Regions from separate parts of the Homo sapiens genome. Here region 2 is linked to region 1. A link is a loop called in an ENCODE intact Hi-C map of the cell type or tissue named here. Cell type or tissue: Caco-2. All regions are shown on one strand. Links, peaks and the distances in the headings refer to the core of each region. The heading gives the core; the rest is flanking DNA. Region 1 overlaps RAPGEF4 (Rap guanine nucleotide exchange factor 4). Region 2 has its middle 46 kb from the start of CDCA7.

Region 1 (15,167 bases), core at 2,297-10,296:
AGTGGTTAAATAACTTACCTCGAGTATTGTATCTAGAAATTAGAGAAACCAAGATTAAAACCCAAGCAGTCAGGCACCTGAACAGATGCTCTTCACCACTGCTCTCCACCATTTGACTCTTAAGAAACATGAGGCAACATGCAACTTCCCTCTCTCCCTGCCTTTTGTCATCCTTTCAGATTACCCCATGTCCTTCTTTCTGCATATCTCCTACCTGTGGATGCTGTCCTGGTGGGGACTCTCTGGGCTTTTTTGCTCAGAGCTGCTCCTGGTACTTCCTTTCCCCAGGTTTTACCTGCATAGATGTTCCCTGGGGACAGGGCCTACACAGGATCATTCTGCTCAGTTCCTCCTGCAGCTCGAGTGGTTCCTGAATGAGTGATAATGGAGAGAGTGGAGAAGCTGAAAAGAGAAATGTGACAAAAGAGAGGAAAGGGAAGCAAGATGAGAATTAAGGAGGAGAAAAGAAAGAAGAGGAAATCTCGAGAAGGAGAGAGAAGGAGAATCAGAAAAGGAAGAGCAGATGTGCCTAAGGGGATGATACATAACACCAGCTCTTATGTGCTGACACACCAGATGTGAAAGCTGGCCGAGATTTTGATGGTATTAAAATAGTATCTGGCCAGGGGTTTCGGGAATATTGCCCTTAACCAGTTATCTCTCACCATGGCATCCTAGCCATGCTATAATAACCCATAATAGCAGGGTTATTAGCTACAGATTCAACAATTTTAACTAAACTTTTAATTTTAGATTTACCTATAATTTTGACCTCAAAACCAATGCAGAGAACTTACCTAAGCTGGGCTCGGTCTTCTTTTAGTTGTTAGGAATGAGTTAATTTAATACCAAAGCTGGCTTACTGCTTCCTTTATGTATTTCATCCCACAATGTTCAACCAGAGTTTTCTGGATGGATTTGTATCACTAAAATAAAAGGAAGAGAAAGCTCATTGACTCCTACACCCTCTAGCCCTCTAGAGTACAGCCTGAGATAAACAGGGCCCAGCTTTCCAGCCAGTTCTGAAGGTAGGACATGGTCCAGCCACATGGGAGAAAGAAGCTAAGGAGAATGACCAAGATGGCAGAGCCCCCTTCCATGCCAAGATGCTTGCAAGGGAGAAACAAAACTGCCATATCTACCCATGCTGGCCTTGTGATGGGCTCTGGGTCTCTGCCCACTAACAATGTGGTAAATCAGGGGGATTGTTTATCATGACAGAGTAGTGCCCCATACAAGTCAGGGTTCTTCAGAGAAACAGAATCACTAAGAGATAGAGATAGAGAGAGAGAGAGACAGGTTTGTTTTTAGGAACTGGCTCACATGATTGTGGGGGCTGGCAGGTCTGAAGTCTAGAGCTGGCAGGCTGGAGATTCAGGTAAGAGTTATTGGCAGAAGCAGAATTCCTCAAGAAACCTCAAGGGAAACCTATTTGCTCTGAGGCCTTCAAGTGAGTAGACGAGGTACACGCACATCATGGAGGGTAATCAACTTTAAGGTCTACTGATTGTAAAGGTTAATCATATCTAAAAAATATCCTTACAGCAACATCTAGATTAGTATTTAACCAAACTACTGGCCATTATAGTCTAGCCAAGTTGACACATACAATTAACCATAATAGACCCCAATGAGGAGGGAAATGGGGTTGGGTGAAGGCCATGGGTAAGGAGCAAGGAGAGACCTAGAATTCCTACCCCTAGAGACCAGAAAAGATCATTGCTAAGTGCCTTCCTTGTGTGGCTCGTGTGAGGGGTTCCATGGACATTAACTGAATTAATCTTTAGGCATTTGTGTCCTGTTTTACCAAAGGCTTGAAAACAAGGCTCAGTGACATAGGTGCAGCTTTCCCAGGGCCACACAGGTGTACATGGGCAAACTGAGATTTGAATTCAGGTCTGACATCCTCCAAATTGCATGTTCTTCTGCTGGGCGCACTCATGAACAGAGGTGTGAGGAGGATGATAAAAGTGAAGGAGGAAAAGTTACACAGTCTAAAAGAAAACTGAGGAAAGAGAAAAGAGGTGATGGCACAGAGTCAAGTCTTTCAGGGAGGATGGGGCAGAGTTTCTTGCCAGCCTGCTCCTTGCTGCCCTGCATGTCTGCTTTCTCATCTGAGAGCCAGAGGGATGTAGTGACAAATTCCCAAACTTAGCACTAGGTTTCAGACCCTCAGTGGGGTGTGAGCCAGGATGGTGGAAGAAGAGCGGGAGTGGCTGCTGGCAATGGGCGCCTATGACAGGAGGCTATGTGCCCAGTGTGTCACAAGCATTATCCCACCAGCACTCACCACACTGCCCTCCCCTTAGTGCTGTGGTTTGTCTCATTTTAGAGGCTAGATATTCAACAGCTTGCCCAAGGTCATAAAGCTGCTGGGTATCTGGGCCAGTTCTTTGTGATTCTGGGGCTCAATGCTTGCCCATTGTGGTTGTATAGGTGCCAACCAGAAGGACCGGAAGGGGAAGGAAGAGAGGTGGGGAGCTGAGCCAGCCATTAAGGAATAAGGAATGCAGGGAGGAGCTTTCCCCTTGCAGCTTCTCCAACTCCCACCTGGGTGTCTGATGCAGCTCTGAGCCCCACAGCCCTCCCCTCTAAGCCCACTGCCCAGGTGCTGTTGGAGGCAATCCTCCTCCTACCCTCTCTTTGATCTGGCGATGCACAGTGAAAGGGGTGTGGCCCTCCCTCCAAAGGGCATCTGGATTAGAGGGTGGGGTAGATAAGTGTAGGTGATAGGGAGGGAAAGTGAAGTACACTGTGTACAAGATGGAGACAAAATGGTTAGAACTGACGGTGATGGGATGTGGAGGTGTAGAGAGAAAGGGAGGCTCCTGACTTGGGTGAAGAGGTGGACAGTGATGCTACTAATGGAAATGGGAATACATGAGGGAGACCACCTTTCCCAGATTCTGCAATAGTATTTTATGCTATACATTTATTAGGTATGTATATTAGTCCATTTTCATGCTGCTCAGAAAGACATACCTGAGACTGGGCAATTTACAAAAGAAATGAGTTTATTGGACTTATAGTTCCACATGGCTAGAGAGACCTCACAATCATGGCAGAAGGCAAGGATGAGCAAGTCACATCTTACATGGATGGCAGCAGGCAAAGAGAGCTTGTGCAGGGAAAATCCCATCTTTAAAACGGTCAGATCTTGTGAGATTCATTCACTATCAGAGAACAGTACAGGAAAGACCCACCCCCATAATTCAATTACCTTCCACCAGGTTCTTCCTGCAACACATGGGAATTGTGGGAGTTATAATTCAAGGTGAGATTTAGGTGAGGACACAGCCAAACCATATAATTCCATCCCTGGCCACTACCAAATCTCATGTCCTCACATTTCAAAACCAATCATGCCTTCCTAACAGTCTCCCAAAGTCTTAATTCATTTCAGCATCAACTCAAAAGTCCACAGTCCAATGTCTTATCTGAGACAAGGCAAGTCCCTTCTGCCTATGAGCATGTAAAATTAAAAGCAACTTAGTTATTTCCTAGATACAATGGGGGTACAGGCATTGGTTAAATACAGCCATTCCAAATGGGAGAAATTGGCCAAAACAAAGGCTACAGGCCCCATGCAAGTCTGAAATCCAGCAGGGCAGTCAAATCTTAAAGCTCCAAAATGATCTCCTTTGACTCTATGTCTCATATTCAGGTCATGCTGACGCAAGAGGTGGAAGGCGTGTTCCCATCGTCTTGGGCAGCTTGGTCCCTATGGCTTTGCAGAGTATAGCCTCCCTTCTGGTTGCTTTCATGGGCTGGCATTGAGTGTATGCAGCTTTTCCAGGTGCATGGTGCAAGCTATTGGTGGATCTACCATTCTGGTATCTGGAGGATACCAGCTGTTTTCACAGCTCCACTAGGGGTTCCCCAGTAGGGACTCTGTGTGGGGGCTCTGACCCCACATTTCCCTTCCGCACTGCCCTAGCAGACGTTCTCCATGAAAGCCCTGCAGCAAACTTCTGCCTGGACATCCATGCATTTCCATACATCCTCTGAAATCTAGGCAGAGGTTCCCAAACCTCAATTCTTGACTTCTGTACATCTGCAGGCTCAACACCACATGGAAGCTGCCAAGGCTTGGGGCTTGCACCCTCTGAAGCCATGGCCCGAGCTGTACCATGGCCCCTTTTGGTCATGGCTGGAGTGGCTAGGATGCAGGGCACCAAGTTCCTAGGCTGCACATAGCACCAGTACCCTGGGCTTGGCCCATGAAACCATTTTTTCCTCCTAGGCCTCTGGGCCTGTGATGGGAGGGGCCACCATGAAGATCTCTGACATGTCCTAGAGACATTTTCCCCATTGTCTTGGGGAGTACATTTGGCTCCCTGTTACTTATGCAAATTTCTGTAGCTGGCTTGAATTTCTTCTCAGAAAATGGGATTTTATTTTCTATCACATTGTCAGGCTGCAAATTTTCCAAACTTTTATGCTCTGCCTCCCTTATAAAACTGAATGCCTTTAACGGCACCCAAGTCACCTCTTGAATGCTTTGCTGCATAGAAATTTCTTCTGCCAGAAACCCTAAATCATCTCTCTCAAGTTCAAAGTTCCACAAATCTCTAGGGTAGGGATAAAACGCCACCAGTGTCTTTGCTAAAACATAACAAGAGCCACCTTTGCTCCAGTTCCCAACAAGTTCCTCATCTCCATCTGAGACTATCATGAGAACAGTGCAGAAAAGACCTGCCCCCATAATTCAATTTCCTTCCACCAGTTCCTCCCATGACATGTGGGAATTGTGGGAGTTACAATTCAAGATGAGATTTGGGTGGGGACACAGCCAAACTGTATCAGTATGAGTGATTTGATGGAATTTTTTCTGAAAAAAAAAATCAACCTCTTTCTTGCATATGGTGGTAGAAAGATATATCTGTATATAAATTTCAAGAATACATGGGGTGTAACTATTCTATTTGACTCAAATTCATATTGCCTTCCTGTTTCAAGTTAATATTACTTTTTCTCCCTTCTTGTCATTCCCTTATATTTTTTACTGTCTAGGTTAAAAAACACACAGCTTCTTCTGTGTAATTGGTCTAGCAAATTCTTCCTGAATTTTTTGAATACTGGGTTGAGGGTCCTACTTATTTTTCATCAGCAATATACCCAGAGCATGTAGTAGTAACTGTTCATTTACAGAGCATTTCAGGAACTTTCTTTGGTTTGAGCCTACCCTGTTTGGGAAACAGCTATGCTGTTTCTTGCTTAGTGCCTGATGCCTGAGTAGCTGTTCAGGATGACGCAGTGGTGAGCCTGGGAACGGGGAGTACCTGGCCTCCTGAGCCCATCCAGCATTCTGCCTCTGCTCTCCTGTGCTTTAGGCAGTGCGTGCAGTCATTCCCTGGGGAATCTGCAAAGCCTGCAAGGCATCTGCTCCCAAGGGCACCTGCTCACAAGCTCCTCCAGTGTCCGTAGTGGGGTGGAGAGGGGTGATGGGGATCCTTTTTTGCCCCTGGATTGCTGAAGCCTAAAATTATATATTAAAAAAAGTCATGATTCTACATTTCAGAGAAGTATTAACTACAGACATTTCGATGAGTGCTGATGTACACTTCAGGCCCTCTCTTAGGAAGGGAGGATGGAGAAAAAAGCTATCGGGCTGCAGGACTGGAATGGCTCACCTTCCAGTGTCACCCCTGGTCAGCCCACCCACCAGAATGGCCAGAAGTTGGCCATTGTAGGAGGCGTGAGTTGCAGGCTGACTGGGCCTTACCCCATGGGTCTTCTCTGGGCCCAGGAAGCATCAGATAGTGGCATGGATTCCTGCTGAGCAGGGGAACCCACTGCTTTCCCCTCTCACAGTCAGGCCCTTTCCAGGCAGGCCCCAGGACCACATGTTGCTTCTTCTCTTTGTTTTCCTCTCAGTCAAGTTTCCCTAATTCAAGGCTTCAAGAGACTGGAGGGGAGACAATGGTCCCTGGACGGGAGGGACGGTGGACTCTGTCTGCCTCTCGGAGACCCTCCCTTAGGAGCTGGGGCTGCATTGCTTTCATTTCTTTTGTTACTGCCTTGAAAACGTGTTTGTCCTAAGAATTGTAGGAAATGCATAGATTATTCTGCCCCTATTACTTTCAGGAACTTTTAAAGGCTGACAAATCCTTGTAATTATCTTTCTATAAATTATATTTATTTCACTACTCTATAAAATGAAACCTACTGCAACACTCTTACCACTATGCGTAATTATCAGAGGCATCTCTCCCAGCTTCTCAGACACCCTTCCTGCCTTAGCCATTCTTCATCTTAACCCAAGGAAAAGAGCACCAAGAAGGGGACCTGCCCACAGACCACTTCATCCTCCTAAGGTGTCCCAACCTGGCTGACATGTTCACGTAGATTTCCACTGGGAACATCCACTTGGCCTCTATCAAGGATTAATCCTTCCATTTCGCCAATAATATCTGTCCCCACCTTCAGTCTCTTGCCTGAGCCTAACCAGGACACATCCACCTCCAGATCCCCACTGCTGTACTTGTCTGCACAAGATCCTCTCCTGTCTTGGTGCCTGTGTAACTTAAAAGTTACATAGGGCTAAAAGTCAGATATTTTGCCTTCCCACTAGAATGAATAATACTATGGGTGTATTTTTTCTCAGTAATATTTTAATCGATTTAGGGTTAGAGATGAACATTGGGACAAGTTATAAGCAATAAATAACAAGCTTAAAAACAATAAATAGGATTATAAATCTCATTGTATCAGATATTATCCGGCTGTGTGTGTGTGTGTGTGTGTGTGTGTGTGTGTGTGTGTGTGTGTTTACTTCAGAGACAGAGAGAAAGGGAGAGAGAAGGTCCTGTTTTTCTCTGCAGATTTTTTAAGTGAGGGGCTTTTTTGGCATAGTAAGTATCAAAATCCTAGATATATATAAGATTTTAAATTAATCTTTACCTCTCAAAAAGTAAAAAGGCTTTTCCAGTCATAGGAAAGAAGAATTTCAAATGGCTGCTGACAGAATAAAGTTTATATTGCAAGATAGAAAATGGATGGTTTATTAATTCTTTAAAACCTTTACATCTCTATCACAGATGCCTATTGAAAGCATTAGTATTTACCCAATGCAACCCACGGTGGTTAAATTCAGAGCTCCTTTGAAATTCTATTGCCACTTAATTGGCTGTGGGTATGCACAGTTAGCTTACTTGTAAATTGGGGATAATAGCTCTTATCTTAAATGAGCTGATGTATGTAAAGCACTTAGTACAAAGCCTGGGATAGAGGCAGAGGGTCTGTGCTTTTTGAAATTACCATTTCAAGAAAAGTTGGTTGCAATGACTGCAATGCTGTTGTTTTATCACAAGAGGGCAGTGCCAGAATAGAAAACGCAGGAAATGTACTTGGGATTTGAAACAGTAGAAGTTTAACAATGTTGTTCAGCCATTTCATGGATCAGAGAATCCGGGCTACACTTGGCCTTGGTCATCACTTAATTTCATCCCCTCATCTATCACTGTGAAATTATCTGGCACATTTTAGCTCAATTTCAGAAAAAAATCTCATACTAGTTTTCTCCCTAAAGTAAAATAATATGCTTTTATTTGCCTTCTCTTTTTTCCTTCTACAGTAACAAATGTTTTTAAGCATTGCATTTTTGTTTACAAAATTTGAAGAACATGTGTGTTTCGTTGTAATGCGGATCTCTCTACCTTTGTCTGTCTTTCTCTTTGCCTCTCTGATTCTTCTATTCACTCATTTCACTCCGTTATTTTCAAACAGAGAACACTGCCATCATTGGAAACATTTTTTTTCTGAGCACATTTATTGAGCCCATAAAACGTGAAAGGTGCCAAGTCCACAGCAGTTGTTTGTAATCTCCTCCTACTTGTCTATGCTCAGGTCAGGCTATTTGTTAGGAGCTGATTGGGAGTTTATTGAGCATCCTGCATCCTGCATTTAGTTTTTTTGCCGTGTAATTCTTTGTTTGGGTGGTTGGATGCAAAACTGCGTCACAATGCTGGACAGACTGGCTCTCCACTGAAATGAGGCTGGCCTCCCTGATTCAGTTACCAGAATGCTAATGCTAGTCCATTCTCATCAAACCTTCCTGCGGCCGGCTTGCCTGATCTTGTTAAGCTTTATTGAACATGCTGATTCCAGGGATGTGTTCTAAAAGTAACAGACCTTGTCTTTGCTGTTTGTTAGAAAACACATTTGCCTGAGAAGTATTTTGCCCTCTTGATTTGGCAGGAAATGCTTCTGCAGCACATACAATCTAACATCTTGACAAATTAAGAGATTGGGTTCCATTTAATTTTATTACTTAAGATGACTTGGAGCACCCAGTAAATTCCAGCACTAAATTCAAGTTCGTGAAATAATCCCAGGTGCTGTGAAACTTAATGGCAAATATTGCCTGTAGGCCTAAAATAAAACTTATAAAAATATTTGCCTTGTTAGAATTTATGTTCACACCTGTGAATAGCCACTGCAGTCCAGCCTGGGCAACATAGCAAGACCTCATCTCTAAGAAAGAAAAAAATATGTTTCTGTCTCCACACATTTAAAGGAGCAATTATTTTTCCCTTGGTGTTAACTCAGTATATGTCCAAAACAATAAATTTGCCATGAGACAATGAACTCTTCTTGAGCCATGAATATGGAAGTGAGTTAAATGTGCATAATAAGATGATCTGATAGCCCTTGAAATTACAGTACAATTTTTAGAAAATCTAGATGTACTTACCACAGAGAATTCTTATGTCTGTTTAATTGATTGTTAGCTATTTTAAATTCCATCAGAATACCTATAACTTGTGTAAGTTGGATTTCAGCTGATGCTTATAGACATTATTTATTTGCAAGGCACAAGTGCCTTAGCTTGAATACCAGTCTTAGTTATATGACACATAACCATTGGCTTTCTTAACACCATTCCCATTTCCATACTGTTTACTATATTTACAATGAAACAAATAAAACGCCTCATATGAGAATGTCTGCTTTAAGAAAACCCAGTGTACATAACTCAGACGTACAAAGCAGATAAATTAAGAGGTGATTAGTTGCAGTACAAAAGGATTCTTTGATTTACAGCACGGTTTGTCAGAAGGGTTCCTTTGAATACGAGCTCCCCCAGAGAGCTGAAGTGTTTTGCAGATCATTCAATCCACTTGACATCCAGACTAGGGGACAGAAAAACTTGGAATTTAAGTGTTGAAAGCCATCATTAGTTGAAGATTAACAAAATGAATATAGAGATTCTCTATTATTTAAATGATAGAAAAAAACTGCTTTGCTTTTTAGAAATATGGATAACCCATACATGTTTGTGACTAAGTCAGAAATAATAATTTCCATTATTTATGGATCACCTGTTATGTGCCAGAAACTATACAGCACTATAATGGACTCTGTGTATTACTTTATTTTGATTTAATACTGCTAATGATATTACAAGTAAGATTGTGCCCATTTTACAAATGAAGATACTGAGGCTCTGGGGAGCATTTTGCCCAAAGCCCACAGGTCAGTCATTGGCAGAGATAAGTTTTGAATTAAGTCTACCAAGGCCCGTGGCTTTTCCACTCTGCTGCTTCCAGGGGATTTTCCCTGCTGAGCATTGAGTGTTCTGACCATGGGTAGCCTCCACGTGGGAGTCCTTTGCCTGATGCCCTGCCTTCCAGCATGGGCGGCTTCATCGACATCTTTATTAACTTACCTAATGCCAGCTTTTATGAATGAAGTTAACTGGACCCTGCATATCCCACTGAAAACACTGTGCCAAGACAGTGCTCATGACTTAACTTCAGCTGGTGCCTGGCTGGGTAAAGGAAAAGAACCTGGAATCTGGGGGGCATCCATGATGGAGGTGGGAAATATCTCGAGGGCATGTTCAGGCAGCACTGGGCAGGAGGGGCAGAGGAAGCAGGAAGGTGGTGTGACACAGCCCCCAGGTTAGTGTGGGGAGGGGCCAAGGCTGGTCTAACCAGGGGTAGCATGATGAGACTTGGCCTGCTGATGGGAGGGAGTCAAAAGCAGGCCCAGTGGTGGAGATGGGCAGTGGGCAGGCTGCCTAAGAAGTCTGGCCACAGAAGGACTGCCAGAGAGGAACTGGGACCCAGGAAGGGCTGTCAAGACAGGATACTGTCACTTTGAGAAGAATTAGGGTACCCAGCAGGTTATCAAGGCAGAGACTCTGAAAGACAGAAACTCAGTTTCTCCAACCAGGGTCAGAACTCAGTTATTAGAACTGGGACACAGGATCAGAGTGGGAAAAGCAGAAATGCCGATTTTATTTTATTTTTTTAGAGACAGAGTCTTGCTGTGACTCCCAGGCTGGAGTGCAATGGTGGGATCATAGCCTACTGTAACTTTGAGCTCCTGGAATTAAGGGATCCTCCTGCCTCACCCTCTTGAGTAGCTGGGACCATAGGCAAACACCAATATGCCTGGCTAATTTTTAATTTATTTTTTAGAGATGGGGGTCTCACTATGTTGCCCAGGCTGGTCTTAAATTCCTGGCTTCAAGCAAGCCCCTCACCTCCCCTCCACCAAGTGCTGGTATAACAGGAATGAGTGATTCAATTCAATTCTTAATTACCTGTTTGTGATTGTTTAAATTTCCCCTAATGAATAAGAGGATTGCCTGGGATGGATTTGATCCTCTAAGGAGGATCAAGTGGATCTCAATATTGGAATTGGAAGATTAGAAGAGGAGCAATGCCAAATGTTTTATATTTTCCTAGTGATTTTGACTTATTTGGTATTCAATAAATACACAGATTGGCTGACTGAAATAAGAATCAATATAAATTAAATTGGTACCTTAACAGATTTTCCAACTGAACCTTGGCTAAGAGGTACTTATACTTACTAGGACAATCTAAGAAGTATGTGGGTAGATCATTAGACTGACTAGTTTCTGATCTCAGCTCTTCTACTTACTAGCCATCGTCTTGGGCAAGTCACTGAATATCCTTGAGCCTGATTTGCTCAACCTATAAAATAGCAATAGTACTACTGATATTGCTGGATCATGTTAGTAAGAGTGTCTGCAATTTATTAAGCATTTGTTTTGAGTCAGGCACTATGCAAAGCAGTTTAAATACATTATCTCATTCACCTGTTGTGAGGAATAAATGAGGCATCGTCATTGAGACACTTGGCCAGTGTGTGGCCCAGTTCCCACTCACACACATGCAGATCAACATGCATGCTGCTGCACAATGGGACTAAGGATGGGTGGATAATTAAGTAAGGAGGTCTGTGTTTTAGAAGGAGGAGAAGGAGTGATCCAGTGGACTGAGAAATGAGATAGCTGGATCAGATTGGAGGAAAAAGCCAGATGGCGTGTCGGTGATATGCCAGAGGCGATTTTGTGTGTGTGTTCCCATCAGCCCTTGTTATCTAGCAGAATTGATCTCAGGTAACCCAGTATGTTTTCCTAACAGAATGAAGTCTTCCCATGTGTCACCCAAAACATACTGCCCTTACAGTGTGTCTGATGCAAGTGGTAAGTGACACTCTGGCCTCTGTCCTTATTACAGAAGTCTCTTTGGGAATGCTGGTTTGGTCCAGTACCTCCCCAGAGGTCTCAGTGCAATTTAGGACCCACGGCCATCTTGGCTCACCCACCTCCTTGTTTTCGGTTTCCCCAGAAGCAGACCTGGAGAAAAGGATTTGGCTACAAGTGGTTTTTTAGAGATGATCTTGGGAAATATGATAACAGAATGGGAAAATTAGACAAAGAAGGAAGGAAAGCCTATCAAAGTGTTCTAGTAAGAGCATTTCCACTGTAGGCAACTGGACTCACTCCTTCAGGGGGCCTGCTAAGAAACTGTGAAGGGCAAGGAAGCTGGGGTGTTTATCTTCCCACTCTCATGTCCTACCACTGTCATGGCAATGGTTGCCCCTTTAAGGCATTAACTGCCTAGCACTCTGCCCTCAGGCAGAGCAAGGGTGCAGATGCTCGAGGTGGCACACTGCACAGAGCCATCCAGAAAGCTACAGATGACATCAGGGGTGAGTGCAGAATCTGGCAGGGCTCCAGCAGCATCTGCTAAACCACCATCACATATTGAAGTCGGGTTTTTAAATCTTTACTTCCCTTTTGAAAGTTCTCAAAACAAAGTGCAATCTTATCACAAAATAGGACATTCCTTCACTGTTACCATTTCATGTTCCCTGCATAGGTGCTGATTGCTTTCATCAGTCTCTGTGTTACTGTAAACATCTTCTTTCAGATGGCCTCGCTGAATATTAATCTGCAAATGAGCAGAAAATTAATAAAAGTGCTCTTTTGAATAGTCCCTATTAAATAAGTATTGAGGCATGAGCAGTATGTATAAGCGTAAAAGAAACGGTTATGTTACATCCAGAAACAGACACTTTCAGCAGCAGGCGAAGGCAGGCATTAAGCCCATCTACAGGGTTTCAGACTTGGAATCCTGACCCATGGAGATCTGGTTAGATGTTAGTGTGGATATCTAAGAGTGCTTCTTCTACATCCACTCATATTCATCCTGTCCATTCTTAATCTACCTTTCATCATACGTGCTGAGCAACATATATTAGTTCTGCTAAGTGAGAGAACATTTGGATGTCAATTTCTTTATTTGAAAATTACTCTCGCAGCACATTGCAAGGCCCTGCCTGTGATTTAAATGTAAATAAGGGCTAGCACCCATAGACTGTAAAGATAGTGAATAGTCTTCAGGGTGAAAATGTTCTTCTTGGCACCTTCTATTTCTCTGTGCCCAATTATCCCAATGCCCAACCATACCTCCCAAATTCATTCAGATTTCTAAGTATATTTGTCCTAAAAAATACTCTGAATCTGCTGAAAGTTTGAACTTGCAAACCATACTCCTTTCAGGTGAGGTTTTCCAGTCCTACTTTTAAGATCATATCTTGTAATTTGTGACTCCTTGTCCTTAAATTTGAGTGGACGCAGTGTGAAAGAGAAGATCTGGAAAGGACTGATCCCATACTTAATTCTGGTAGAAGAATTGATTCCTGAAACAAGCCCAGGGTGCTTGAGCTGATGACTGCAGCTGGGTACTCACTGGCATGGTTTTCCCCTTACAGAGGTGGTCCTGACACAGAAATACACCAAGGAGTACAGTCGGCAGCACTACCGTGATGAAATTTTGTTGTATGTGATAAAGGCATGAGTCAGGTTGAAATCTCCTGGGAAAATCCAAGAAGAAATCCAATCTTGTGTCTTTATTACAAGAGTTGATTATTGGCGAAAGACAGGCTCACGTGTGTCTCCCAGCCTCTGTATTTCCTTGTGTACTGTTTGGTGACAAACTACTCGTGTCAGGGATGGGAGGTGATAAAGAAGACTGATTAATCCATAAACTGTACAGCTAGCTCAGGAATAACTGAGAGCATCCTAGTTCTTTTGCATTATACTTCGCAAATAACCATATATATGTAAAATATGTGGATGATGTCAGTGGTATTACTTAGGGTCCATTTCAGGTTTTTAAGACATGCTGGAAAGTAAAAATTAGGCAAAAGAATTCTTTCCGAAGGGTTCAGGTGATAGAAAAATGAAATAGGCTAGTGGGAACTTCAGGGAACCTGCTATTCCAGAGAATTGTGAAAGTCTGTGATTTATCATAATCTATCTTGTGTTTTTACTAGCATTTAAAAATTGCTCAGAGAGACCTAACTCATTGACTATTGATATTTCAGTTCTGGGGATATTTTTGAGTGAATTTGTTTGCAGTTGCCTTTCTGCAAAATTTATTAGCAGGCTTTTCTTCACTTCTTCCCTGATCTTTTATTCTTTTCTGAGATATTGATTTTATTTTCCCTAACATAATTTTATATGGTAATATCTGTGCAGAAGCAATTTGCTATGGTTGAAGGAACTGGATTCTTATGGGCATTTGTCTTAGTAATGTGATTACAGAGTCACTAACTTGATCTTAATAACATTTGCCTATTATCGTATATTAGATGCATGAAAGGAAAACTGGGCTTTCTAACTCAGAGGATTACCCTTGTGTGTCTCCCTTAGTTTATAATGCCTTACAAAATTAATGTCCAGGTGATTTTGAGTGGCTATTTGCATTATTTGAAACTAGTTAGGATTAAATCCAAACATTATCACCAGTGTTGCATGCAGAGAGGAAATTACTTTTTTTGGTACACCTTAAGAAACTTTTAAATCATCGATTCATGACATTTTATAAGCTAGTCACACCGTACTTCATCGGATGCTGTTTTTACTCTGTTGTGGCTGCAGGAGGCAGCATGATACAAAAATCTTGTAAACTTATAGTCAGATTTGGTTAGAATCTGGCCACACTGCTTATCAACTGTGTGAACTGGGGCTGTGTAGATCCACCACTCTGACCCTCAGTTTCCTCATCTTGTCAAGACAGACAGTGCCAGTTTCTTATTTAAATATTGTAACTGCACTCTCTAACTTAAAAAAAAAAAACTGAGCTCAGCTTCGATAGATTTCTCCTCTTTTCTGAAAACAGATAGTAGTTGTATAAAAAGGTAAGATTCCTGCTGGCAGCTTTATTCATAATATCCTCAAAGTAGAAACAACCCAAATGTCCACCAGCAGGAGGATGATAAGCAAATTGAAGCACACCCATGTTATGGGAAACTACTCATGAATAAAAGGAAGAATCTTTGGATCCATGCAACAACATGGATGAATCTTACAGACATTATGTTGAGCAAAAAAGAAGCTAGGCACAAACCGGAGAATATCGTCTGACTTCTTTTACATGAAGTTCTAAAACAGGCAAAATTCTTTCATGACGGAAATCAGAACAAGTTATCTGAGTGTCTTGCCTGGAAAGGGGCACGAGGGGACTTTTGGGGTTCATAGAAATGTTCTGTCTTGATCTGGTTGGTAATTACTCCGGTATATATATTTGTCAAGACTTGTTGAACTATGCAATTAAATTGGGTGTTTTGCCTTGTACAAATTATACTGCAGTTAAAGAAAAGAAAACACCTACCCATTAGATGTTTAATTTTCTAATGACTAGTTTTTTGGGATCCTCAGGATGCTGTGACCATCTGTACCCTGGGAATTGGGACGGCCTTTGGAGAGTCCATTCTGGACAACACACCCCGCCATGCAACCATCGTTACCAGGGAGAGCAGTGAACTGCTCCGCATCGAGCAGAAGGACTTCAAGGCACTATGGGAGGTGAGCCCTAAGGCTTCTTTGTCAATTAATG
Region 2 (15,167 bases), core at 3,562-11,561, 590 kb after region 1:
ACCATTCAATTCTTTCAATTTATAGGGGGAAAAAATATCTCTGGCTCCAGTCCTCTGAGTGAAGTTGTTGTAATGTCACCCCTTCCACTTGAGTGGAAAGCACGCCCATGAATGCACACACGAATTTCCTTCCACTCTAATCCATGAATATCACTGCCCTTGTTTCCCAGCCCCAGCCCCTAGGGTTTTTGTGTGATACGCCACGCTTTCTATCAGGAGTTAGATTCTCTGTCACAAAACTCCAGTGCTGTGGGTTGGCACGTTTGCTGAATTTTCAAATCAGGGGTTTATTTTCCTGGTCAGTTATTTAATTTATTTTTTAAAGACATCTTTTATTTTCAGTCAAAAAGACAAGTAAAAATAATTCTCAGAGATATGTGTTTAAAGTGAAACGGGTTTTTATTAGGATGTTTGTTTACATCGACTCTACAGAATTCTTTTTAATCTAGAAGCCCCAGGGATTATTATTTCTTTGTCATGGGATCCCTAGATCTTTGTGGGAGGCCTAGAAGCACCAGTTTCTCTTCCATTTAAACAAATTCTATTCAATTCACTTGCATTGGCAGAGCACACCAAAATCTTAATTTTCTCAGCCATGGAGAGTGAAGTCAGCTTGGGAGCTTTTTAAATGTGGATTTTGTTCTTTTTTTTCATCCTAACACATGCCCAGAAAAAGAAAATACACCCTCTTCTCTAAAGCAATGAAAGTGCATAAAGTTTTTCTCCTAAAACCCTTCCTGGCCAGGAGATTATGTGTGAGTGAACCTAAGTATATCTTTCCTATTGGCTTAAAAGAAAAACCCAAGCAAATAAACACTTGTTTTTAAAAATTCAAATCTAAAAAGTGAAAATAAAATTTTCTCTCTCACAGTCTCATTACCCCAGGGATAGTGATTAATAATTGGCATTTGTATCATGCTTTTGAAATAAAAGGTGGGTTGCATTGTCCATAGTGTAATGCAAAAGGCCATTTTCACTCCCTGTTAGACACTTCTCTGTGGCAGAACACAAAGATCCACCTCATTCTTGAGTAGCAGCCAAGGATTCCATAGTTTGGCTCTCTATAATTTATTAACCATTTTCTATCGGATATCTGGCTTTCTACAGATTTTTCCATTAAAAACCTAGATATTGAATCTAATTTTGTCTGAGATCCAGTTGTAATTCTAGCCAGAGATCTTACTTAGAGAGATCTTGGAGACAATCATAATTGTTGGTTGATGATGGCTTTTACCCATTTCTATTCCCAGAAAAGAAGGAAGGCGGCAATCCACAGCCAGTGCATGGCCTGCCTAACATACACAAACGTCCATATAAAACCTCTTTCCTTTTTGCACCCCAGCCTCTTCCAACCTCTTTCCCTACAGGATCTCCTTCTTCTTTCAGATGGAAAGGAAAAGGTTCCAAGAACAATTTGGGGGCCTGGACTTGGCTGATTTACCCAAACTTGTTTGGAGAAATGACTTCATTGTATGTTTCTGGCTCTATATTCCTGGTTTTCTCCTACAGGTTCTCTGGCTTGCTCTGCATCTGGGAAGTGAGGACTGTTGTCTATAGGAAGATTTCCAGTGGCTGGAAGCTTATGGCTGATGATGTAACTCAGCACCAAGTTCACACCAAATCCAGCATTCCTAATTCTAACAAGGTGCTCTTGATCCAAACTTAGGGCATTTGAGGCTCTACGTTCTTTCTCCCCTTCCTTTGTCAGCAAAAACAAGAGTAGGTCAGTAAACTGAAAACAGCGCAGAGAGGACAGCTTTCAGACTTGCTTAGTCAAAGAGCAGAGCTGCGTGTGTTGTGTTTGCACTGTCAGCCCACAAAAAAACAGAGAAGATTTAGGGAGAAAGGAAGGCTATTTACTGGAACAAAATACACGACAGTTCACATTACATATTTTCTTGATGGACACAAAGTGACATCCATACTGATTGACTGTCGGCATGTGCCTCTCCACGGAGCCAGGTTCTGTGTGATGGATAAGCCAGTCTCTGGCAAGTGTCAGGAAGATTATCAAAAGAAAGAGCTGTCTGTAGTTGTTCCCTTTCTGAGGAGATTGACAACTCACCCTAACAAAGGGAAACATTAGTGTGCTATTTGCGTCTCCCAAAGAGACTGTGATAAGATGATGTGATAAATGGTGGGGTGGGGGTGGGAGGGAGGTTGCCATAAAAACACATAAGGTAGCTAAATCGTGAAGTGCAAAGAAAACCTCGGCTCCCACAATTGATGAGGCTTGTTTATTTTAAAAAGGTGAGCTCTTCTGAACAACAAAATTGCCTGCAGCATAAGCACTGGTTGGAGAACAGCAGAAGTTCTCCAACCAGTGTTGCCAACAGCTTCAAGGGAAATCTTAAGTACTCCATGTCCTACCCTTTCCTCTAGTTGCTTTAACACGACCACCGAGAGCATGCGAAAGAAGACACGCCGTGATGTGGAGCAAACCTTAGGTACATCTTTCTCCTCCATGAAATTCAGAGTGGGCTCTGGGTCTGGCATAGCCCCAAGAACAGGGGTTTGTATATGAAATTCACAGAGGGAGTTTATTATGATTCAGAAACAAACAGGGTGAACTTGAGTGTATCCAAATAGGAAATTGTCCGCCAGAGAGGATTTACCCACAACTGCAGCCACTGTCACCCCTCATTAATTGCAGGGATGGCACCAATTTCCAGTGTTTTCAGGTCATCTTGGCAGGCTTGCTTCCCAAGCTAATATATGTGGAAGTCGATGTGCGGTGAACAGGTTGGACTTGGAGATGAAAAGTACTTTGACGGATTGCTAAAGTTCACTGGCACCTTCAAGGATGTTAAAAGAAAAACTTCAGCCGAATTACGAAGTTTAATTGAGCAACGAACGATTTGTGAATCAGGCAGCCCCCAGAATCACAGGAGATTCAGAGAGACTCCAGGGATGCCTCGTGGTCAGAACAAATTTATAGACAAAAAACGGGAAGTGACATACAGAAATCGGAGGTGAGCTAAAGAGACAGCTGGACTGGTTACAGGTTGGGGTTTGCCTTATTTGAACACAGTTTGAACACTCAGCGGTGTGTGACTGGTTGAAGTATGTCTGCTGGGATTGGCTAAGACTTAGCGATTGTTACTGGTGCAGACTCCTAAATTAGGTTTTCAATCTCATCTACCTATTAAGTTAGGTTGCAGTTCATCCACAAGGGCTCAAATATAGAAGTACGGAGTCCTTCTCAGGCCACATTTAGTTTGCTTTAACAGGGAGCACCTACTTTTTTCCTGCCTGACCCTGCATTTTCACAGCATTCCCAGCCCCCGAGTGCTACCGGGAAGTCTCTGGCTCATGGCAAACCAGACCCTGTCTAGCAGGCAGGGACGTCTCCTTTGGCCTGAGTTGTACTGAAAAGCCAGGCACTGGCAGGGATGGAAAAGAAAGACTCTTCTGAGCTTTGTGTGCTGTCAGCCATAAGAGCATTGACTAGTTGGCGAGTATCACATTCTGTCCACATGTTGGTGTCGGTAGAAAACATGGTCAATATAAAAAACCAGTAATAACACCGGGAAGCCTTTCTAATTTATCAGTGTTTCTTCCTACTCTGTGGATACTGGCCTCTACTATTACATTCTTTTCATGACCTATTTTTCTATATTTTTTCAATGTCATACTTTCTCCTGAGACTTAAAGCCGTTTGAATCTTGGAGTGGTTATCCTTTAATCCCTGTGTGGTTTGCATTTTCTCTTTTCTTTTCTTTTCTTTTTTCTTTTCTTGAGTTTTGCTCTTGTTGCCCAGGCTGGAGTGCAATGGAGTGATCTCAGCTCACAGCAACCTCCGCCTCTTGGGTTCAAGCGATTCTCCTGCCTCAGCCTCCCGAGTAGCTGCGATTATAGGCATACACCACCATGTCTGGCTAATTTTGTATTTTTAGTAGAGATGGGATTTTGCCATGTTGGCCGGGTTGGTCTTGAACTCCTGACCTCAGGTGATCTGCTCGCCTCAGCCTCCCAAAGTGCTGGGATTACAGGCATGAGCCACCGCGCCTGGTCTGTTTGCATTGCATTTAAAGCTGTTCCCTTAAGGACGACTGGATGGGAGGCTGAGGTGACTCTTTCACTCACTCCCAATTGATGATGGGAGGGCTACAAGAAACAGGAAGACAAATTCCACTAGTGTGTCTTTGTTGATCAGTGGGAATGACATGATCAGGTTATGCCACTCACCAACTTGGTGCTTTCCAAGACATTGGGAAGCCCTCACCTGGCCTATGGAGGAGGCCAGATATAGGGGTGTTTCCCTCCACATTTAGGTGGCCTCCAGGAGAGAAACTGGCTCCTTCTCCCTGGGGCCAATATTTATCTTCTGAAGGCTTCTCGGATCCATGGATTCCCTAGAGAACGTACGTCATGCTGTTTCCTCTCAATTGATCTTCTTTCAATTCATGCCTGTAGACAACCACGATTTTTGGATAAAATCCAACTCTTTTTTTACCCTAGAGAGTGTCTGGATTACATTACAGGTTATGGGGCCCTCTAACCCCTAGGATTATTGAGGCAAACCAAAAAATGTTTAAGAAAGCCTAGATCTAAAGTGGCCTGTATTTATTATTTATTATTTTCAGACTTGGTAAACAGAAAGTGAGATCCAAAGTGATTTAGAAACAAGTATAGTTGAGGGGAATGGCAAAGTGAGCAGTCAGTCAAAGAAGAAAAGTTTTGCAAGGAGTGGAGAGAAAATGGGTGGCAGGCAATCAAGCTAGACAGAGGAATCAGGGACATTGGAAGGAAAGAAGAGGGAGAATGTATGTGTGTGTGTGGAGGGGGGCGAGGGTGGGAGTGGGGAGAGTGAGAACAAACAATAAGAAGGCCAAGGAGAGAAATCATATTACTTGAGCAAAAACCGGAAACAATAGCATCAAAACAAACAAAACCCAGAGAACAGAGTCCTTCCCAAATTTTCCAGGGTTAGCAGCATCCACCAGGTGATCTGACAGTGACACCAGGTGGCTGATGACACCACGTAGAGGCCTTACCTTAAATCATTTTACCCTAAAAAGCCAAGCTTTGTTTTATAAACCCATCCTTAATGGAAACGGAATGGAAAGAAACCTGGAGATTCTGTATTCCAACTCCTTTACTTTACATTTGAGGACACCAGGTCCTCAAGTTATCAAAACTGACCCACCAACCGAACAAACAAAAAATACAGTCCAAGCGTGCAGACACAGCACTTCATTTTAACCAACTCTGTGACTCTAGCTTTTGTTACTTTTAATCTTTAAAAATAAAATATATCTTAGAGTTAGTTGCCTTCTGGTCAATAACAGGCAACGAATATTAAAACACAAATTGTGACCATTGTATTTGACCAATTCAGATGCACAAGGATATTATGATATAAACTTAATTATGGAGAAAATAATCACAAACACATGTGTAGTACCTTTTGACTTAAACTGATTATTGAAGAGAAAGCATAATTTGACTAGTATTGCCTTTCTTCCATATTTTTAAATGGTTAACAAAAATTACTGCAAACCATTTGCCATTCTAGGAGTAATATCAGATACAGAACATATGTTTTTGTCAGTTTTTAAAGAATATCATGCAGTAAGAGACAGCAGAGGAATTCTAAATGTTTTTAGTGTTTTATATGGTAAAGTGGAATGCAGGGGGTCTATTTTCCCTGGTTAAATCTTAATATGGTTTCATCTAAATTATACATCAAAGGAAGCATTTGGATTATATATAAAAAAATCCACCCTCAATATAAGAATGTGAATCAGCTGGGCACGGTGGCTCATGCCTGTAATCCCAGCACTTTGGGAGGCCAAGGCAGGCGGATCACCTGAGGTCAGGAGTTCGAGACCAGCCCGGCCAACGTGGTGAAACCCCGTCTCTGCTAAAAATTCAAAAATTAGCCAGGCATGGTGGCATGCACCTGTAATCCCAGCTACTCGGGAGACTGAGGCAGCAGAATCGCTTGAACCCGGGAGGCAGAGGCTCCAGTGAGCTGAGATCGTGCCCCTGCACTCCAGCCTGGGCGACAGAGCAAGGCTCTGTCTCAAAAAAAAATAAATAAATAAATAAATAAATAAAATAAAATAAGAAAAAAAAGAATGTGAATCAGCAAATATTAGGTGTGAGGAACATTACAATGGACCTTTATAAAGCAATTTGGCTTTTGGAAAGTAACAACAAACATTCTTGTAGGGAAGAAAATGAAGAAATAAAAATATTTGGGGATAGTTACACCTTATAATGATACATTGAGAACTGGTTCTTTACCTTAAACAAAATTTCTTATATGGCTAACTCTTATAAATTATCAAAAATGAAGGAAAAAATCTTTACAAGGAGTGGCTTAAGTATTTTGACTTGTTTTCTTGGCTAATTTTATTTTTATTTTAAAGCTCTAAAGCCATTTCCTGCTTTGCTTTGGTCAAATTAAAGGGAAAAGAAAAATCAAACAAGAAAATAGAGATGTTGAGTGAAGTTGATGACCATACAGAATAACATATGTGCTTTGTCACTTGTGAACAATTTTCCATCTCTGCACACTTACGAACCCTCTGAGCACCTCCGTGTATTTACTGCTGGCCATGTGGTGATGTCTTCTTGCCAGTGATATAGAACAAGCGGTCCAGGGTAGAGAACAAGCTGCCCCTGTCCTTGGCAGGAATTCAGTCTGTACCTTAGGGTACAGGGCACGCAGGGCCAGGCCCTCCTGAGGCAGTATTTCATCCCTGCCCCAAGGTCAGCTCTGGAAATCTGGGATAGAGAACACCACAAAACAGAGTGGGGAGCAGAAGAACCAGTAGCCTGTCTAGCTCTCCTAACAAAACCCTAGTTATTTTCATCATTGCTCCCAGTAGATGCCCTGATCAGATGCACAAACCAATGATTATGTTGGTAAAGACCCAACATTTCTAATGTGTCTGTGCCTGCGTAGATTCATTTAGACGAATCCATATTATTAAAACAACTTGCACAGAACACGATCACAGATCCTTCATTGACAAACAAGCGAACTGGGCTGCTGATGAGTCTCTGAACTGTCTTTTAGCTGAATTGTTGTTAAATACAAACATGGTCCTTTTTTTTCTAAAGGGGCGCATGTTAAACAATTTAATATTTTAGAAAAATACTTTCCCTTATTTAAATGAAAATAAGTAATGTAGTTTGCAAAGTAAAAGGCAGGGTTTCATCTTTTAGACAAAAAAAAAAATTAAAAGAGAGAGAGAAAGACATGTATTGTCTATTTAACAATCAAAACACTACAATAAAATAAAATAAAATCGTGGTATCATAATAATGAGTTCTCTTTCAAATGGTTTGCTCTGAACTAAATTGTGCTCTTTATGTAATAGAATGACAAATTGTTTAATTCAGTATCAAATATTCATGAGCTGTAAATGTGCTGCATCACCAGAACGGGTGCAAAATCATAAACAAATACTGTAGCATGCACAGAAATGGAAGCTAACAGAAGTGGACGTCTGCACAGATTTTCAACATTGTTGTGGCTTTGCGTCTATGAGAGAGAGAGGGGAGAGAAAGAGAACACCTCCTTCTCCAGCTATCTCCAAATGCTGCCGTGGGAGAATAAAAGGGTGAGAAAGGAACCTGGATGTGGATTCGCATAGCTCCGATTCTCCTGCAGATCAGAAGGCTAAAAGCAAATCAGAGATTAGACCACAATATGACGGAAATTCCTAGACATTTCAAAATGGTGCAGGGCAGTATTTATTTATTAGAAAAGAGTATGCATGTGAACTCTTTTTTTTTTAAAGGTTAGAATGGCTAATTATTCTGAGTATGAATTTTAAAGTGAAGCGTCTTCGATCATTCAGGGAGAAATACATGAGAAACCCTCATTTGCATCATCTACATGGTCATTTGTTTGCCCTTTGCATGGCAGGGCTTCAGAGGAAAATCCAGCTCCAGGCTGCAAGGCTCCGAGAGTCTTCTTAGACCTCTCTGGAACAAATGTATTCACTTAGAATTAGGTTTCTTCTTTTAGCTTCAGCCAAACGCCCTCAGTGCCACACAGGTTTCCCTCTCCTCCCTTTCTCCTTCCCCTCCCCTCCTCTTCTCTCCTTTCTCCAGTATTTATCCTCATAGAAGTGGAAGGACTGGCGTTTAGAAGGAGAGAGGAATATGTCAGTCCTTCAAGGACAACGTACAGGTTCCCTTTGCCCTACAGGGGGCAGACCCTATCATTTCCTAGCTGACACATTTGGCCTCACGGGCTCTCTTCTGGAACCCTTGAGTTCAGAAAGGGTTGAACACTGCCCATTTCCTGCTGCAGTCCCTTCCAGGAGTTCTGTTCCCATGCCTGTAAGCAGTCATTTGGAGTTGCCTAAGAAATCTTTAAGAACTTCACAATATTGAAATCAACTCTTTCAAATGGCATGAAGAATTTTTTGGTTATTAACTCCACCATCTCCCGTTAGCTAAGCTCATTTGTTTTCCCTTGAGAGAAGAGCTCTTCTAGCATCTAATCATACCTAATCTTTCTGCAAAGTTGTTTTCCTAAAAAATTGTGTAAATCAAGTTTTTGTAAATCTAGTCATATGTTTTATGCATCAGGGGAACTTGGAATGTAAAGGAATCTCATGGTGTATGCATACTTCTGTAAAATGAAGATTTGCTCCCTTATTTATTCATTTTTGTAAATCTGAATAATTATTTACTGAGTTGAAGGAGGTATGCCTTTATTTAGGCTTTTGCATTTGGTATCTTTCCATTTTTTATTTTCAAGGTGCCCCAAAATGGCCACACATTCCACCTTTGGAGGAGGAAAACACAGCCAACATGCTCCCTAATTCTAAGTCATAAAGAGCCTCGAAATTCTGTGCCAGTAGTTCATAAGGAGTCCTCGTTTGATCTAGAAAACCAGCAGAAAACCTTGCCGCTGTCCCACAGGAGAGATACACATTTCACACTGACTGGGTTCTACTCCTTCCTTCTTTCCCTTCTTCTTCTCCTTTAGCAAATGAAAAGATGCACAGTACTTGCGATTTCAAATAGAATGGTGTCTGTTAAAGCTTTACCTAGGAGGAATTCCCCAAATCAAGGGACATGGAATTACTCAGCCACAGGAATTCTGGAGAATCCGGTCTCTGAAGATGAAGCTAGAAATGAGCAAAGGTTTACTGTTCGTTGTTTTCCTCGGCAGACAGCGCAGGGTCCTTATGGCATGGAAAGGCTGAGCTGTTGGAGCAGAGTGAAACCTGATTCCCAACATCTGTGCTCTAGACCCCACTCCGAAGGGGGACTTTCTGGAGGTATTTTTCTACTCTCCGTCCCCTGGGTCCCAATTAAGGGAAACACTTTTTTTAGACATGTTATTATCCCATGATAGAAAAGCAGGACTCACTGTTCCTCCTTCCCTCCTTCCCTCCTTTCTTCCTTCCCTCCCTCCCTCCCTCCCTCTCTCCCTCCCTTCCTCACTTTTTCCTTTCTTCCTTTCCCCCATCTAGATGAGCAATGCAAAAGGTCTGGTATTTGAGAAATGTAATTATATTAGTGATAAACTTCATGGTTTAATTTGGGAAATCTCCCAAACCTAAATTCCCAGCCCGGAGGAGTCCAATTAGATCTGGGCTGGGAAAACTAGAATATATTTCAGCGAAGGGGAAATAACCAAGGGGAAGCGAGAACCGCGAATGGCCAAACACTGATGTCGGCTCAAGTCCTCCTCGGAAAATGCCTGTGTATGAGGATAAAGTGGCTGGTGGAAAGTTCACTCAATCAGGGCTGCACGGTCTTGTGGAATAAAATACGTCCAGACAGGGTTACGACGTGCTTTGGATTCCAGCAGGGGGAGCTCTGACTCTGGAAACCGGTCAGTGGCCACCGAACGCTGTTTCACCGGGTCTAGACCTTTGGAGATCAGCGTTCTCTGGTCGCCAAGGTTGGTAACAAGGTCCGTGGGTAATGTCGCTGAACCAGAAACAGAGGTCTCCCTTTGCACAGTCCCCGGTGAGGAAAGCAGTTAACACCTCTGTAGAAACACAGCTGAAGAGGCATTTTAGGAGCAGGTGACCAAAGTCTTACAAAGGCAGCCGGGAAAAAGTCAGGGATGGAAATTAAAGCCCCCGTTTCCTCCTCTTTTTCCCTTCCATACCCCTAGGCATAACTGTTTCTCACTCGGGGGCTGAGCTCTGATATGACATCCTGTGAGGATACCTTTAGCAGGGGGAGCCACAACCCCAATTTTAAAAACTGCCTGTGGTTGGGATGAGCTAGATTTCCTGATGCCATCAGTCAGCTCTGGGCACTGCTGCGCCCTGCTGCTCTCACTTTGGGTGCCTAGGAAGGAGAAACACAATACCTTCGTGCTGTAGCTACATCAGTGCCAAGAGACCCCACTTCCCACGTCTTCTGGACTTGGCTCAGAAGCATCTGCAGAGAGACAAGGAAGCCCCACAAAATGTGGACAAATGCCATTCCAGCCCATGAAATAGCTGAGAAAGAGGGGCTCGGCACAGCATTTTCTAAGCTACGTTGTGTGAAAGGTTGCTGGACCCTAAGGGGCTCCCAGGTATTTATTTCATGCGGTAAAAAGTGTTCTGATGTCAGAGTCTGAGAAAGCCTGTAGGCACTATCTGTGCATTCCCCACTCCCCCAACTTTTGTGGAAAGAAATCTTGTTACAAGTCCTATAAGTTCTACAGTCCAAACAAACAAATGAAAAAGCCCACTTAAATTTGTCTGATCCAGCACTTCCAAAACTTATCTGACCATGACGACCATGACATTTTGTCTTTTCCTTTCCACAAAGCACCTATGTTCTAGGCACTTGTGTCTTGTGGAGCATACCTTGAGAAATACTGAGTATGCATAAAAGAGCAAAGTTCTAGGGGTGAAGAAACTTCTGCATTCCTGTAGATCGGTTCTGATCCTAACGTCTGCTATGATTCTTTTTTTAAGATGGTATTTCGCTCTTGTTGCCCAGGCTAGAGTGCAGTAGTGCAATCTCGGCTCACTGCAACGTCCGCTTCCCAGGCTCAAGCGATTCTCCTGCCTCAGCCTCCTGAGTAGCTGGCATTATAAGAACCCACCACCACACCTGGCTAATTTTTGTATTTTTAGTAGAGATGGGGTTTCACCATGTTGGCCAGGCTGGTCTCGAACTCCTGACCTCAGGTGATCCGCCCCCCTCAGCCTCCCAAAGTGCTTGGATTACAGGCGTGAGCCACTGCGCCAGGCCTGCAGCTATGATTTTTGACATCACGTAGCCTCTCTGAACCTCAGTTTCCTCTTCTGTAAAATGATGACTCCTCCATTCCTACACATCTGCATGGCTCCTGGCTGAAAGGGGAAGGATGGATGTCCGAATATACCTAAAATTTGTGCTCCTGGAGACAGAAATGGATCACACATTTATGTTGAAAGTAGGTTGTAGACTTTTGTCTACAAATAGACAAAATGAACAAAATCTTATGACCAGAGGAGACACTATTCCCCTCTCTTCCTATTTGGCTTATAAATCACAATTCACACCAGTCCTGTGGCTACTTGTATATCTTTATCTGTCTGCTTTGCTTAATCTATGGACTAGCTGCATGCAGCATTCCCTTTGCTATTTATATGCAAGACTGCGAGTTTAAAAAAATTCATGTAATGAATGAATTTTAATTGTTGAGGACATTTATTCAGAGCTTTAATGGGGATTCTACAGATTGCAAGGATTTACAGTCTTTTCTGAGGAATAGCAGGAGCCAGAGTGCATGACGGTGGTATTATAGTTGGGACTGACATTAATGGCATGGTCCAAGTTGTAAAGTGTACACCTGAAGGTTTATTTCTAAATTGCTATAAAGGACAGTGGCGAGGGTGATCAGGTCCTCTGTGCTAAAAGGGCGTTTCTTCTTTCCCCCCAGATCTCTACCTCTCCTTCACTTGAGAATAGAAATGGCAAAAGGAAACAGAATCACCTTAACTGCCTTTCCTTGGGGGTGTTGATCAGATGCATCAGAAGGAAGATAAGGCAGTGTGGCTTTGCAGTATGGCATGACCGGCCACCCAACCACCTTGCTCATGCCCAGCTGCATGCACTTTCTCAGCAATGTTTATCCAACAAACATTGATTGAGCACCTACTATGTGCCAGGTATTTATTCCCATCAAGTGGAAAGTCCTCTTTTCCAAGCTGCAGCTAAGTTCTGGCTCCTCTATGGAGGCTTCCCTGATATTTCCAGGCTTCACTAATATCTGCCAAATTCTAAATTGTTATAGTTGGGGTTACACAATTGAGCAGTCATTATATACTTCTTGGTTGCTGTGGTTTCAAATAAATGTCTAAGATGTAAGCTTCAAGAGAGCAAGGGCTGCGTCCTAATAATCTTTTACTTGCTCTTGGTGCTTCTATAAACACAATTCACCAAATCAGATCAACAAACAACAGACTCTGGACAATCCTTCAGACTACATGTCTCTGCACCTCGAGGTAATACAATGTGTTTTTCAGCCAATAGTGTATGCCGTGCTGTAGGTGCCCTGGCAACTATCCCTAATGTCTACTCTCTTTGTTCTAGTTGGTTTCTGTTTGTTTCAGAATTAGAGGGTCAGATTTGGTGTTTACTTCTCACTATTTGTTATTGATCATGTTGTGCATTAAGATTTGGTAAACTCAGCAGAACTGAGTGGCTTTCTGGGTGGTCTGAATTCATCTCCAAAGGCAACTTCCACTGATGTGGTCTTTTTTCCTGGCTTTCTGTTTTACTAGTTTGTGGCTAATTACGAGGGCTTCAGTCAGTCGATGTAGCCACAGATGACACTAACACCCTAGGTGGCCCAGGGGAGGATTTGTGGAGCTGTGGTGTCTGGGCTTTTTCAGAGAGGCCTGCAGGGAAATTACCGACGTGGGTGTGGACTTTGTCTCTGTCCTTCCTACGCCTCTCCTACTGGCATCCTCCCCCAACTGAGGCTCTGCCTCCACCTGTCCTGGAGTCTGATCTAGGTATTCCCTGCCACAAGCATCTTGCCTAAGTAACTTGGGGCTGGTAAGTGTTTACAGTGGGCCACCTCCCGAGAGCATACTTATATGAAAAATTCATCTGGAATACCCAAAAGTGTTTCATAAAGCCTAACTTGGCTGGTTTTCCCCAACAAATTGTAACCTTTGCACACGTTTTCACAGTCTACAAAATGCTTTCATGCACAGTGTCAGTCGAGCTGTAAAACAACCATGTGAAGTCAGGGGAGTGGTGGAGAGGCAGGGATCAGATGACTTGCACAGTGAGTGCAGAAGAGGTGGCAGGGCTGGAACCCACCAGTTCTTCTGACTTGTCCCTGCCCTGTTTTGCCTTGAATTGTGGTTATTGGAGTAGACATCCTTTATTCTCATAGACTGTAATATGATGTAGTGGAAAAGTAGTCAGTCTGAACACCTGAAACTAAAGCCAGGTCTATTCCTCATAAGCAAGTGGATACTACTACCAATAATAATTATAATAAATCACAGCTCCAGTGTATCCAGCACTTACTATGTATGAGGAATTGTACTCATATTATCTCATTTAATACTCAAACAGCCCTCTGCAATGGAGCTTAGAGCAAGGTTTCACCATCACTAACTGATGCTCAGATTGAAGCCAAGTTTTCTCTGTTTCAAGCCCATGATTATTCAGTTTCTGCCTTGGTTGTTGAGAGGTTTAAGCAAGATAACCATGTGTCTCACATGGTGCCAGATTGATGCAAGTTAAGCTTACAAGAAACAGTAGGTCTGTCTCTCCTTTTCCTTGAGTCTAGGGATGTAATCACCACCCCACCCCACCCCTTGGTATTCCTCATAGCATAGTGTTTTGCATAAGTCAGTCCTAGGTGAACGTTCATTGAGTTAAATGGAAATCAAAGCTGAGAATGAGGAAATTAGTCTGCTCTCCTCAGCAGGTAGGGGAAGTAATGAAGACCAAGCAGTTCCATTGCAAGAGTTGCTGGCATCTAGGTTGGTGCATAATGAGACTAGGGTTGTGGCTTTGGTCCCCAACCACTACCTCCTGGTTCTTCACCCACCACCCTGGCTGCCCCTCTTACAAAGGAAACATCTTTTGTAAGCATCTTTCTGTCTTTCCCCTTCATGTTACTGTATCTACGAGTTCTGTCTACATCGAAGCCTTGCAAATGCCATTCGCATTACCAACTCCCCTGCTATAGGTGCATATATATCCCAACACCTACTCAGCCTGGAGTCCCATACCTCATACTTAGCACGTCTTGTACTGAATTCATTATTCCCTCATCCCACTTAGCTGCTTTTCATGTTAAGCTCATTTGAATCACTTCGAATAATGTTGGTTTTATTGTAAGGATACATAGGTGGGAGAACCTAGTTAAAGCTGAAAAAGCAAAAACCAAAACCAGGCCCCAGGGGAAGAGAAACTGTAATGGGTCAGGAAAAGTGAGAGCCCAGAGCAACTCTTGGATGTTAAGAGCAGGAATCAGGGTGGCTTTTGCATGTGTCGCTAACCTAACTCAGCTATCCCACTTGACACTTGCTTCTGAGTGGCTGGTCCATGCCTGGGATGTGCATTGTTTCTTTACCTGACAACTCTGCTAACTTGTTTCCTCGTTCTCATCTTACTCATATTTCCACTTCTGCATAACTCGTGCATGCCTTGACGCCTCACAAGCCAACTCTAGCTCATGGAATGTCCATGCCAGTTTTAGATCCTACTGAATGCTGCCTCATTCTCTCAGTATTTTTGTGGTTCAAATTGGAGAGAATATGATTTTCTGGCACATATTTTCATGCCATACCTCCTTATCGGTTCTTGACCAGCCTGTGGGCTGGCTACCCTCAAGGGCCCACTGATCCAATCTGTCACTGTGGCCAAAGGTAGGACACTTGGCTGCCTTTTTCAAGAATGTTTTAATCACCCAACTGCCCTATGCTAAGTGAAATAAGCCAGTCGTAAAAGACCACATATTGTGTGATTCCATTGATATGAACTGCCCAGAACTATATATAAAGGCACATCTCTATATAAACTAGATTAGTGATTGCTTAGGGCTGTGGGTGGGGGTGGGGGATTGGGGCATGACAGTTAATGGGTATGGAATTTCCTTTTGGGGTGATGAAATGTTTTAAAATTGATTGTGATGAAGGTTGCACGACTCTGTGCTAAAACTCTATTCTAAAAGCCACTGACTTCTACATCAACATAGAAGCAGTGCATGGTAAGTGAATCATATC

Evidence for each region. Peaks named below come from ENCODE experiments on the same cell type or tissue, not always from the same donor. Only the 100,000 strongest peaks of a DNase experiment are listed, where the experiment ranks them.
Region 2: it touches region 1 in a loop (4-fold over the local background); 7 of 110 quality-filtered maps call a loop at or near these places.

The regions. Positions count from the first base shown.
Region 1 is chr2:172,799,290-172,814,456 of GRCh38, forward strand. RAPGEF4 (Rap guanine nucleotide exchange factor 4) reads left to right here. Exons shown (of 31, transcript NM_007023.4): 4 at 14,990-15,136. Among named protein-coding and RNA genes, the nearest start is that of RAPGEF4-AS1, 71 kb to the left of the region's middle. RefSeq lists a silencer at 4,075-4,265. In Caco-2, for the core only: a CTCF peak has its summit at 7,297 (motif pointing right); no DNase peak of the experiment used is centred there.
Region 2 is chr2:173,392,793-173,407,959 of GRCh38, forward strand. No RefSeq gene overlaps it. Among named protein-coding and RNA genes, the nearest start is that of CDCA7, 46 kb to the left of the region's middle. RefSeq lists a silencer at 9,704-9,873. In Caco-2, for the core only: CTCF peaks have their summits at 8,151 (motif pointing right) and 9,798 (motif pointing right); a DNase peak (open chromatin) is centred at 9,799.